Linked DNA regions of Homo sapiens: region 1 is linked to region 2. The links are chromatin loops, found by intact Hi-C in ENCODE. Cell type or tissue: psoas muscle. All regions are shown on one strand. Links, peaks and the distances in the headings refer to the core of each region. The heading gives the core; the rest is flanking DNA. Region 1 overlaps ADIPOR2 (adiponectin receptor 2). Region 2 overlaps ADIPOR2 (adiponectin receptor 2).

The links. Peaks named below come from ENCODE experiments on the same cell type or tissue, not always from the same donor. Only the 100,000 strongest peaks of a DNase experiment are listed, where the experiment ranks them.
Region 1: a loop joins it to region 2, with 4 times the contacts of the local background. A loop is called at or near these places in 11 of 110 quality-filtered maps.

The regions. Positions count from the first base shown.
Region 1 is chr12:1,768,298-1,773,679 of GRCh38, reverse strand. ADIPOR2 (adiponectin receptor 2) reads right to left here. Exons shown (of 8, transcript NM_024551.3): 3 at 719-838. Among named protein-coding and RNA genes, the nearest start is that of LRTM2, 50 kb to the left of the region's middle. In psoas muscle, for the core only: no CTCF peak of the experiment used is centred there; no DNase peak of the experiment used is centred there; H3K27ac peaks cover 480 bases.
Region 2 is chr12:1,718,946-1,724,327 of GRCh38, reverse strand. The region is part of intron 1 of ADIPOR2 (adiponectin receptor 2); the gene reads right to left. Among named protein-coding and RNA genes, the nearest start is that of ADIPOR2, 31 kb to the right of the region's middle. In psoas muscle, for the core only: no CTCF peak of the experiment used is centred there; no DNase peak of the experiment used is centred there; H3K4me3 peaks cover 474 bases; H3K27ac peaks cover 4,791 bases.

The sequences.
Region 1 (5,382 bases), core at 224-5,223, 49 kb before region 2:
CGTATACACACAGACTGATCGACTTACATTAATTAGATTCTACCTGCCAGGGCCCTTATTGATCTGATTGATCAAGTACCTACAAGTTTACCAGTGTGTCTATTTTCTCTAAGCAGGCAAACTCAATTCTAATTACTATTTTAGAAAAAAAAAAAAAAAAAAAGAATCCCATAATAGGTCCTAGGGAATCAAGACAATGGACTGGAAGAAAAACCTTAAGAGACAGAATGTATACCAGCTGAACTGAAAATACCAGATGTACATGGAAACTGGAAAATCTCTCTCAAGAGTAGCCTGATTACTCACAGAATCCCTAGAAAGAACAGTACATTTGCCATTGCAGTCACTCAGCAGAACAGATTTAAGGGACCTGCGGAGGGCATTTTCATATCTCCAGGCGTCAACCACTTCTGACTATGTTTCATTCTGTTTGTCTAAACCACCAATAAGACATTTACTCTGTTAACCTACATTAGGAAATGTTTGTTTCCCAGCTGGATATCCTAGTTTTATCAGAGCTTTATCATGGCTACTACAAGCCAACAAATGTATTCTGTCTTCAACAGGATTAGAGTCCCAAGACCACTTCTGTCCCCATCTTGCCACAGATCTTCCCCAAAGCAAACCAAAGGCTATAGTACTACCACTCTCTTTAAAGGTTTCTGTTTTGGAAGGGCTAAATATATAGCATGACAATGACAAGAAACTGCACTCTTACCTTACAAACAAATTCTTCCATTTTTTCCATAGCATGATGGGCTTGTAAGAGAGGGGACATGCCCATAAAGCCCTCATCTTCCTGAGGAGCTTCATCACTGTATTCATGTTCCTCAGAGCTCTGCAAGGCAATCACAGAAACAGTCAAGGACAGAGACTGGGAGCCAAATGACACAATCAATACATTTCCCTTGTGGAATTATAATGAAATTCTTAAGGTCAAAACAAGGCCTTAGACAAGAATCAACAATATAGTAAGTCAGTTTATTATAGAATTATTAGTATTAAAAATGAACACTAGTACTCAATTCTTCTCTGACAGATGAATTAACTGTCTACTATAGCAGCATCTCTGTTTCAGTAGCAAATTCCTGGCTTTACTGGTTTGTTTTTTAAAAATTATGTCATAGACCCCATAATAATATTACATAAAGTTGAGAAATTACTAAGGGGAAAACCTCCAAGACTCGCACCTGGGACACATAAAATAACTAACTGTGATACACAATGTGGTAAGTACTCTAGTGGCAGAGAAAGAAAGGGGAGAAAAACATTTAATAAATTTTTTAAATATATCCAACACAGAGGAAAAGGCTTTATATATAGGTCATCTAACTTAATCCTAACAACCACCTTATTAAGTAAGTATTCTCATTCCCATTTAACATATAAGAGCATTAGGCAAAGAAGTTAAGTAAGTTGTCCAAGGTTAAAGCTGAAGTGGAAAAGTCAAACTCCAAAACCCACTGCCTTTCCACATTCTGGAGAAAATGACTGATTTGTCTAGAGAAATGGAAAAAGAAGTGACAATCTGGTATGGTCTAAAGAGATAAATTACTAAAATTAAAATTTCTGCCTCCAGACCAAGGTTCATACTGGTTTAGATAAAATGATATTGTGAGAAGAAGGGCAGTAGACTGCAAGTCAGGAGACCAAAGTGGTGAGGCCAGCTCCACCACTAACATCAATGGATCTTCACTGCAGGTCCATTTTCTCCCTATGTATCAATGGAGGAGTTTAAACAATCTCTACAGTCTTCTACATCTCTAAAAAAATTCTATAATTCTTTAACTCAATGAATAAGACAGCACAAGAGAACCATAATTCCGTATGTAACCAAGAGTCTGTTTAGATAAACAGTACTGCTAACATGACTGCACAAAGAAATGAATAAATCCTCTACCTCTAATCAAAAAACTACTTGGTAAGAATGAACACAGAGGCAATGGGTAATCTACTACAACACTTTAAATTTGATCTTGTTTAAAAGGAAATTCTGAGATTTTAATTTTCCTATTCTTCAGTTTATAAGACACTAACTAGAGGCTATGATGCGGCATGTGAGACATGTTATACACCCAGTCTGATTTTATAAAAACACATAATCTCCAAGAAAACCATCTTGAATAAAATAACCTCTCCATCTTTGTTTACCTAAAACTTACCATCTATCCTTCAATGACTAACCTTCATAGTTCCTATTTAAAACCCTTCTTTAACTATCCTAAACTCGTGTTCCTCAACCTTTCATTACTGCTACCCACAAGCCCCGGGACCTTTTTTTTTTTTTAGTTTGAGACAGCGTTTTTCTTTGAGACCCCAGGGTCTTGCTCTGTCACCCAGGCTCCTGGAGTACAGTGGTGCGATCATGGCTCACTGCAGCCTCAACCTCCTGGCCTCAAGCAATCCTCCACCTAAGCCTCCTGAATAGCTGGGGCTACAGGTGTACACCACTGTGCGCACGTGTGTGTGCATGCGTGCACTACAGGTATGCACCACTGTGTCTGTTGTGTGCACATGCGTGTGTGTAGAGACGAGGTCTGTGTTGCTCAGGCTGGTCCTGAACTCCTGGCCTCAAGCAATCCTCCTGCCTCAGCTTCCAGTGTGTTGGGATTACAGGTATGAGCCACTGCACCCGGCCCTGGGACATTTTAGATTGCTTTCCTCATCCCCATGAATTTTAATAACACAGATATACTATCTATGTACTGTGGCCCTATGGGGGGTTCCAAACCATAGTAGTATTTAATAGTTTTTCATCCCCTACCCCACCAAGAACCAATTTTCATTAGAGACTGCATAACCTATCTAATCCACAGCAATTGCTTCTTCTGACTTCTGTTTCTTCTGACTACTTCTTCTGACTTCTTTAGCACTTAAGTCTGTGCCTCTCATTTGACAGTAATATCTGATTACAGCTCTTTTACTGACTAATACTGTTTTATTTAACGTTTAATAGAATTTTACATTTTTAGCGTATCATTTCCTAAACTAGATTTTTAAGTGTCTGTCTTCTTCCCCATGGCTTCTGGAACATACTTACATGATGGCTAAATTAATAAATGCTCTAGGAGACTTTCAACAATAAGTTAATGAGGGCTGTGCCTAATTAAACACGAAATTAAAATGACAAAATTCCATTAAAATTATATAAAACCTGAAAACGGGCAATAGCTTGAAATGATTATAGCAGACCGATTTTAAAATATAAAATTATGTTATATAAAATAGCTCAGATATTTGCACATATTCAACATGTATTTGATTCTCCAAAGAAACAGAAACAAAGAGTCTTTATTCTCATACAAATTACTGTCAGCCATTTCAAAACTACAGATATGTACATAAAACACAATATGGCTAATGTATACTACCATTAAGTAAACATGATGAAACTGCACTCCGAATCAATGTGACTCAGTAAGTAATCAGTGAGATTACTCACAATCAGTAATTCTGATTATCAGGCTAAGTGCAACTGGTTACATATAAGACTACTGATAGCGGCCAAGACAGGAGGATGGCTTGAGCCCAGGAGCTCGAGACCAGCCTGGGCAACATGGTAAAACCCCATCTCTACAAAAAATATAAAAATTAGCCAGGAGTGGTGTTGCGTGCCTGTCTGCAGTCCCAGCTACTCAAGAGGCTGAGGGGGAGGACTCCTTGAGCCCCAGGAGGTCGAGGTTGCAATGAGCTGTGATCTTGCCATTGCATTCCAGCCTGGGCAACAGAGCTACACCCTGTCTCAAAAAAAAAAAAAAATTACTTTAGTAAAGATAAATATTTCCATCCATCCCAATATATCAGCAAGATTCAGAATCTTTATAAAAGAATTATTTCCGGCCAGGCACAGTGTCGCACATCTGTAATCCCAGCACTTTGGGAGGCCAACGTGGGTGCACCACCTGAGGTCAGGAGGTCGAGACCAGCCTGGCCAACGTGGTGAAACCCTGTCTCTACTACAAATACAAGAATCAGCCAGGTGAGGTGGCGAGCGCCTGTAATCCCAGATACTCAGCAGGCTTGAGACAGGAGAATCGCTTGAACCCAGGAGGTGGGGGTTGCAGTGAGCCGAGATCGTGCCATTGCACTCCAGCCTGGGCAACAAGAGAAACAAACAAAAACAAAAATATTTCCTTCAGAAGGGCAAAGTATTAATAAATCTGTTGATTTATCAAGTACTATGACCAATTCCTACCCTTGTATAAAGGAATATTCACAAATATGTTCTCAAAGGATAAATTAAAATACTAGACCATAATTAACTATTTATTGTGTTCAAGTATTAACGGAGTTGCTAATGCGGTATCCACGTGGTGTGGGTGGTGGTAAATGCAGTTCCCTGGGTTAGAGAGAGGATAAAGTAGGAATACAGTGGCAGAGTTAAACACTGGCTAAAACAGGATAAAAAAATACTTTCCCTAGGGTATACCATATGTCACATACTGATGGCTTGGAAAGACTATGCTAGACGCTATATTTAAAATAGTCTCTGTCTTCCAATATTAAGTCCAAATAACTATTTTATTATGAGTGAAATTACTATTTCTAATTTCCATCCAACAGCCACCAAACCACAGTACCCAAAGATACCTCTCTGAACAATAAATTGTATCTATATTCAATGATCACATACATGCTATGTTCTGCTTCTGTTGTCATACTCCTTACCACACCCTCAACAAAATTATGACAAGAAACATGACATTGTGACAGATTAAACAAAACCAAAGCTGCCAAGAATAAAGGCATAAAACTTAATTCTCCAGGTTTTTCTATGAATAACTATATTTAAACTTGTAGAGGTCAATGCTTTGAAATGAGCACAAAGACATTTTGAAATATCTCCCCCCTCCCGCCATCTGTTTTCAGTAAAGTCCATCTGTGAGAACTTTGCTGACTGTATTTCAAAACATAGTAACATTTGACTTTGATGATCTGTCCAAACTGCAATCTAAAATGAGAATTTTCCAGAGTACACTTTACCTTTGGAAAGACAGAGAACCATAGTGATAAAGATAAAAGGTCTTTAAGATCAGTCTAATATGAAAATAATTCACAAACCTATTGGGTATTTATTGGTTTTGGCCTAACTCAATTCAACAGAGTAATTCAGTTTAACAAATATTTATTAGATGATTAAAAATAAGATGAATAAAACATAGTCTCTGTCTTCCATGGACTTACAATCTAATAAAGTGCTAAATTAGCCAAATAAATGACTTCATAGAAAAAAAGGTATAGCTAGTTCAAAGATAAACATGATGAGGCTCAGGAAAGCCTGCATGAAGAATAAAAATTTTGCAAAGATGAGATAAAGGAAAATAACCAAGAGGGAAAAGCAAAAGTGCCATGTTGAGAAAAAGAGACTAGTTCATCTAGAGC
Region 2 (5,382 bases), core at 246-5,245:
TGTCAGAATTTCTCTCCTTTGAAAGGTGAAATAAGATTCCACTTTGTGGCCGGGTGCGGTGGCTCACATCTGTAATCCCAGCACTTTGGGAGGCCAAGGCAGGTGGATCACGAGGTCAGGAGTTCAAGACCAGCCTGGCCAACACAGTGAAACCCCGTCTCTACTAAAAATACAAAAAATTAGCTGGGCGTCGTGGCGGGCACCTGTAATCCCAGCCACTAGGGAGGCTGAGGCAGGAGAATCGCTTGAACCCGGGAGGCAGAGGTTGCGGTGAGCCAAGATCACACCATTGCACTTCAGCCCGGGCAACAGTGCAAGACTCTGTCTCCCAAAAAAAAAAAAAGATTCCATTTTGTATGTATACCAGTAACATTTTGCTTATCTGTTCCTCCATTTGGGGACAGCTGGACTACTTCCAGCATTTGTCAATAATGCTGCTATGAGCATGGGTGTAGAAATACCCCTTCAAGACCCTGCTGCTTTCAGTTCTTTTGAGTATATACCCAGAAGTAGAATTGCTGGATCACAGGGTAATTCTATTTTTAATTCTTTGAGGACTCACGTTACTGTTTTCCACGGCTTTTGGAATGATATAGTTTGTAACCTTTCAGGATTGGCTTTTTTGCAGTTTTTTTAAAATTACTTCCACTTTTGTTGTTGTTGTTTTGTTTTGTTTTGTTTTGTTTTTGAGATGGAGTCTTGCTCTGTCACCCAGACTGGAATGCAGTGACACGATCTTGGCTCACTGCAACCTCCACCTCTCGCTTCAAGCAATTCTTCCGACAGTCTCCTGAGTAACTGGGAGTACAGGCACAGGCACCCACCACCACGCCTGGCTAATTTTTTTTTTTTTTTTTTTTTTTTCAGTAGAGACGGGGTTTCACTATGTTGGCCAGGCTCCAATTCCTGACCTCAGGTGATCCACCTGCCTCAGCATCCCAAAGTGCTGGGATTACAGGCATGAGCCACTGTGCCCAGCCCTTCCACATTTTTAGAAGGAATTATTTTTGGGAAGAGCTCCTTTGGGGAGGATTATGAGACCTCATGGAACATGCGAAGGAGACAAGATCATTAAACCAGGGTAAAAATGTTCAATTAAACATGATCCATGTTCGATTCATATGCCATAGATAGCTTTGACAGGTTCTATGTCTTTAACAATCTGCTTACATTCTCTGGGCTCTAATGAGATAGGCTATGATCCAAAATGAACTTCAAGGCCACTACCTACTATATCCTAAAAAGTCATGCACAAAGAAGACATAATGGGGCATTTTAAAGAAAGGAATTTCTATATTTGTGTAACAATTTAGAGCTTGCAAAGAATTTTCACATCTCTCATCTTGTAATCCTTCCAAAAACTCTAAGGTAGATTGGATTTGACCAAGATAATAAAAGTTTAAGGAGCATTTTGGTATAATGAAAAATACTCTGCATCTACAGTCAAAGTGAGTGAGTCCAAATACAGGTTCTACCTGGACTGTCACTTAACTTCCCTAAACTAAGGACTCTCATGTCACAGAAGGAAAAGTATCATCTACCTCAATATTTGTAGAGAGGACTGCGTAGGGTACATAAAATATCTTAAACTTTAGAATGCACTCAAATAATAACTGTATCCAGGCAAGTATAAAAGTAAGATTCGAATCTGGGCCTTACTTGTGGTCACAACCATTTTTCTGCTTCCCTTTTCACAGGAAAATTTCTTAGGAGTCTATTGTCACTGTCTCCATTCCCCAACTTCATATTCTCATTCCATCCTTTACCTGATACTTCTCTACAATCTAGTTTCCATTCCCACTAAGACCACACTTGTCAAGGTCACTTACCAAATCTAGCAGACATACATCAGTTACTCCTAAATATTTATCCCTGGCCCTAAACTCTCACTGAATTCCACAGTACTACTATTACCTACCACCAAGTATGAAATCTCTACATAGATGTCTAATTGGCACCTCAAACTTAACAAAACAGAACTCATGATTGTCCCACCAAACTTGCTCTCCCCTCCAGTCTTATCCATTTCAGTAAACTGCACCACCAATCTTCTAAGTGCTCAAGTCCTAGGATTTGCCTTGATCACATGCAGTCAGCAAGTCCTGTTGATTCAATCTTCAAAACACAGCCCAAATCAACCTATTTTTCTCCACTAATTTACTCTCTGGCCCAAGCCACCACCACCTCTCACCTATACTAATACAGCAGCCTCCAGAGGTCTCCTAAATTCCACCCTTGTTACCCTTATCCTCAGAATCCAGTCTTCACACGGCAGCGACAGTAATCTTTTTCAAAAGGCGTTCCCCCTGCTACAGCCCTCCACTGGCTTTCGTTTACACCTAGAAACTCCTTACTCTGGCTTACAAAGCCTTAAATGATTTAGACCCTGACTATCTCTGATCTCATTTTGCACCACTCTACCCCTTGCCCATTACATTCCAGCCACACTGACCTGTCTGCTCCTTAAATACTCCAAGAGCTCAAGGGGCTTTGTGTAACATGGTTCCCTATGGTAGAATGCTCATCCCTCTAATCTTTGCCATGGCTGACTCTTTTGTAGGAAGATCTCAAAGGTTACCTACTCAAAGGATCCTTCCCTGACAATGCAATGTAAAGCAACCCCTCAGTCTCTCCTTATTACATCACCTTTTAGTCTCTTTCATAGCACTTGTCTCTGATATTTTTGTTTACTACTGATCTTTTCCCACTAGACTGAAAGCTCCTGAGAGTAGAGACATTATCTGTCTTCTTTACTCTGTGAACCCTGAAAATTTGAGACAGGTCTCAGTTAATTTAGAAAGTTTATTTTGCAGGCTGGGCACAGTGGCTCACGCCTGTAATCCCAGCACTGTGGCAGGCCAAGGCAAGCGGATCAGTTGAGGTCAGGAATTCAAGACCAGCCTGGCCAACATGGTGAAACCCCATCTGTACTAAAAATACAAGAATTAGCCAGGTGTGGTGGCATGTGCCTGTAATCCCAGCTACTCAGGAGGCTGAGGGAAGAGAATCACTTGAACCCGGGAGGTGGAGGTTGCAGTGAGCCGAGATCGTGCCACTGCACTCCAGCCTGGATGACAGTGAGACTCCACCTCAAAAAAAAAAAAAAAAAAAAAAAAAAAAAAGTTTATTTTATTTTGCCTAGGTTGAGGACGCTCCCATGACACAGCCTCAGGAAGTCCTGACAACATGTGCTCAAGGTGGCCGGGGCAAAGTTTAGTTTTATACATTTCGGGGAGACTTGAGACACCGATCAATATATGTAAGAAGTACATTGGTTTGGTCTGGAAAGGCAGGACAACTTAAAGCAAAGGCAAGAAGACTCAAATCAGGGAGGGAGCTTCCAGGTTAAAGTTAGGTGAGAGACCAATGGCTGCATTTCTGATTAGCCTTTCCAAGGGAGGCAATCAGATATGTATCTATCTCAGTGAGCAGAGGGATGATTTTGAATAGAATGGAAGGCAGGTTAGCCCTAAGCAGTTCCCCACTTGACTTTTTCCTTTAGTTTAGGGATTGAGGGCCCCAAGATTTAATTTCCTTTCACAACTCCTATACAGCAGGGGTCCCCAACCCCTAGGCTACAAGCCAATTCCATAGCCTGTTAGGAACCTGGCCTCACAGCAGGAGGGGCTCAAAAGCTTCATCTGTGTTTACAGCTGCTCCCCACTGCTTGCATTACCACCTGAGCTCCGCCTCCTGTAAAATCAGCGGTGGCATTAGATTCTCATAGAAGCCTGAACCCTATTGTGATCTAGGTTGCACGCTCCTTATGAGAATCTAATGCCTGATGATCTGCCACTGTCTCCCATCACTCCCATATGGGACAGTCTAGCTGTGAAAGAACAAGCTCAGGGCTCCCACTGATTCCACATTATGGTGAGTTATATAATTATTTCATTATATATTACAATGTAGTAATAATAGAAATAAAGTGCACAATAAATGTAATGTGCTTGGATCATCCCAAAACCATCCCCTCCACCCCCTGCCCACCAGTCCATGGAAAAATTGTCTTCCATGAAACCAGTGGTATTCCCAGCACCTAAAATAGTGCCTGGCAAAAGTAAAGTGTATTCAGTAAATATCTGTCAAATAAGTCAACAGGAAACTACTATTCACACATCAAAAATAAGTCAGGGATAGAAATGTCTTTCCCTGACCTCCCCAGGCTTATGATACTAACTCCTTTATTCTTTTCATTTGTTTCTGATATAGCATATGTCACAACTTATTGCATTTATCTGTTTACATGCCTGTCTTCCCTTCTTGAACTATGAAACTTCTTAAGATGGGGAGGCCTTCTTTAGAATTCACTTTGTATCCACAACACCAAGCATGGTCTGGGATGAAAAGAGGACAGACACGGTGGCTCAAGCCTGTAATTCCAACACTTTGGGAGGCCGGGGCAGACAGATCACTTGAGGTCAGGAGGTCGAGACCAGCCTGGCCAACATGGTAAAACCCCATCTCTGCTAAAAAACTATAACAATTAGCTGGGCATGGTGGTACATACCTGTAATCCCAGCTACTCCACAGGCTGTCGCAGGAGAACTGCTTGAACCCAGGAGGCGGAGGTTGCAGTGAGCTGAGACTGCACCACTGCACTCCAGCCTGGGGACAGAGCAAGACTATCTCCAAAAAAAAAAAAAAGATGAAAACAAAAAAAAACTTCTGCTGAGTGAGGATGACAGGAGCAGCTAACATGCTCTGAGTGTTTACTACATGCAATAAAATATTTCCCAAGGATTATCTCTTTAATCCTTACAACAATCCTGGAAGATACATATGATTATTTTCCCCATTTGGCAGATGACAAAACAGCTAGAGCAGTTATAATTAACTTATCCATGTTCATATAGTTACTAAATGGCAGAGTCAGATTAAATTTATTCTGCCTGACACCTAAGTCAATGCTCTTATCCACAATGTCTGAATGAGCCATAAACTGTTCTCAAATAAATGCATGATAGCACTTAAATGCCAAAGCCAAGTATTTCAACACAGATAGGACATTATACTCTACAACAATGTTCCAAGATATTAAGAAACTGTCAAGAAATGGGGAAGAACATGGAGCCCTGCTACATTCCAGAAGCAATAAAAAGAATGATTACAATTGGAGTACTTTCTAAATACTCAGAACCTTTTTGAGTAGAAAAGTCTCAAAAAAAAAACTGAAAAAGCATAATTGGTAACATGGCAAAAGTTCCCAACATATGTTACTAATATGGCCCTTAAAAAAAGATATAGTTGGTAGCTGAGAAGGAGCAACACCTAGATTTTTAACAGGCATTCTCGAGCCCTGGTGTTAATAAAATCTTAACTGCCATAACACAAAGAATCATTTCGAATCAAACAGCAGTTTATTTCCTTAAAATTATTTTG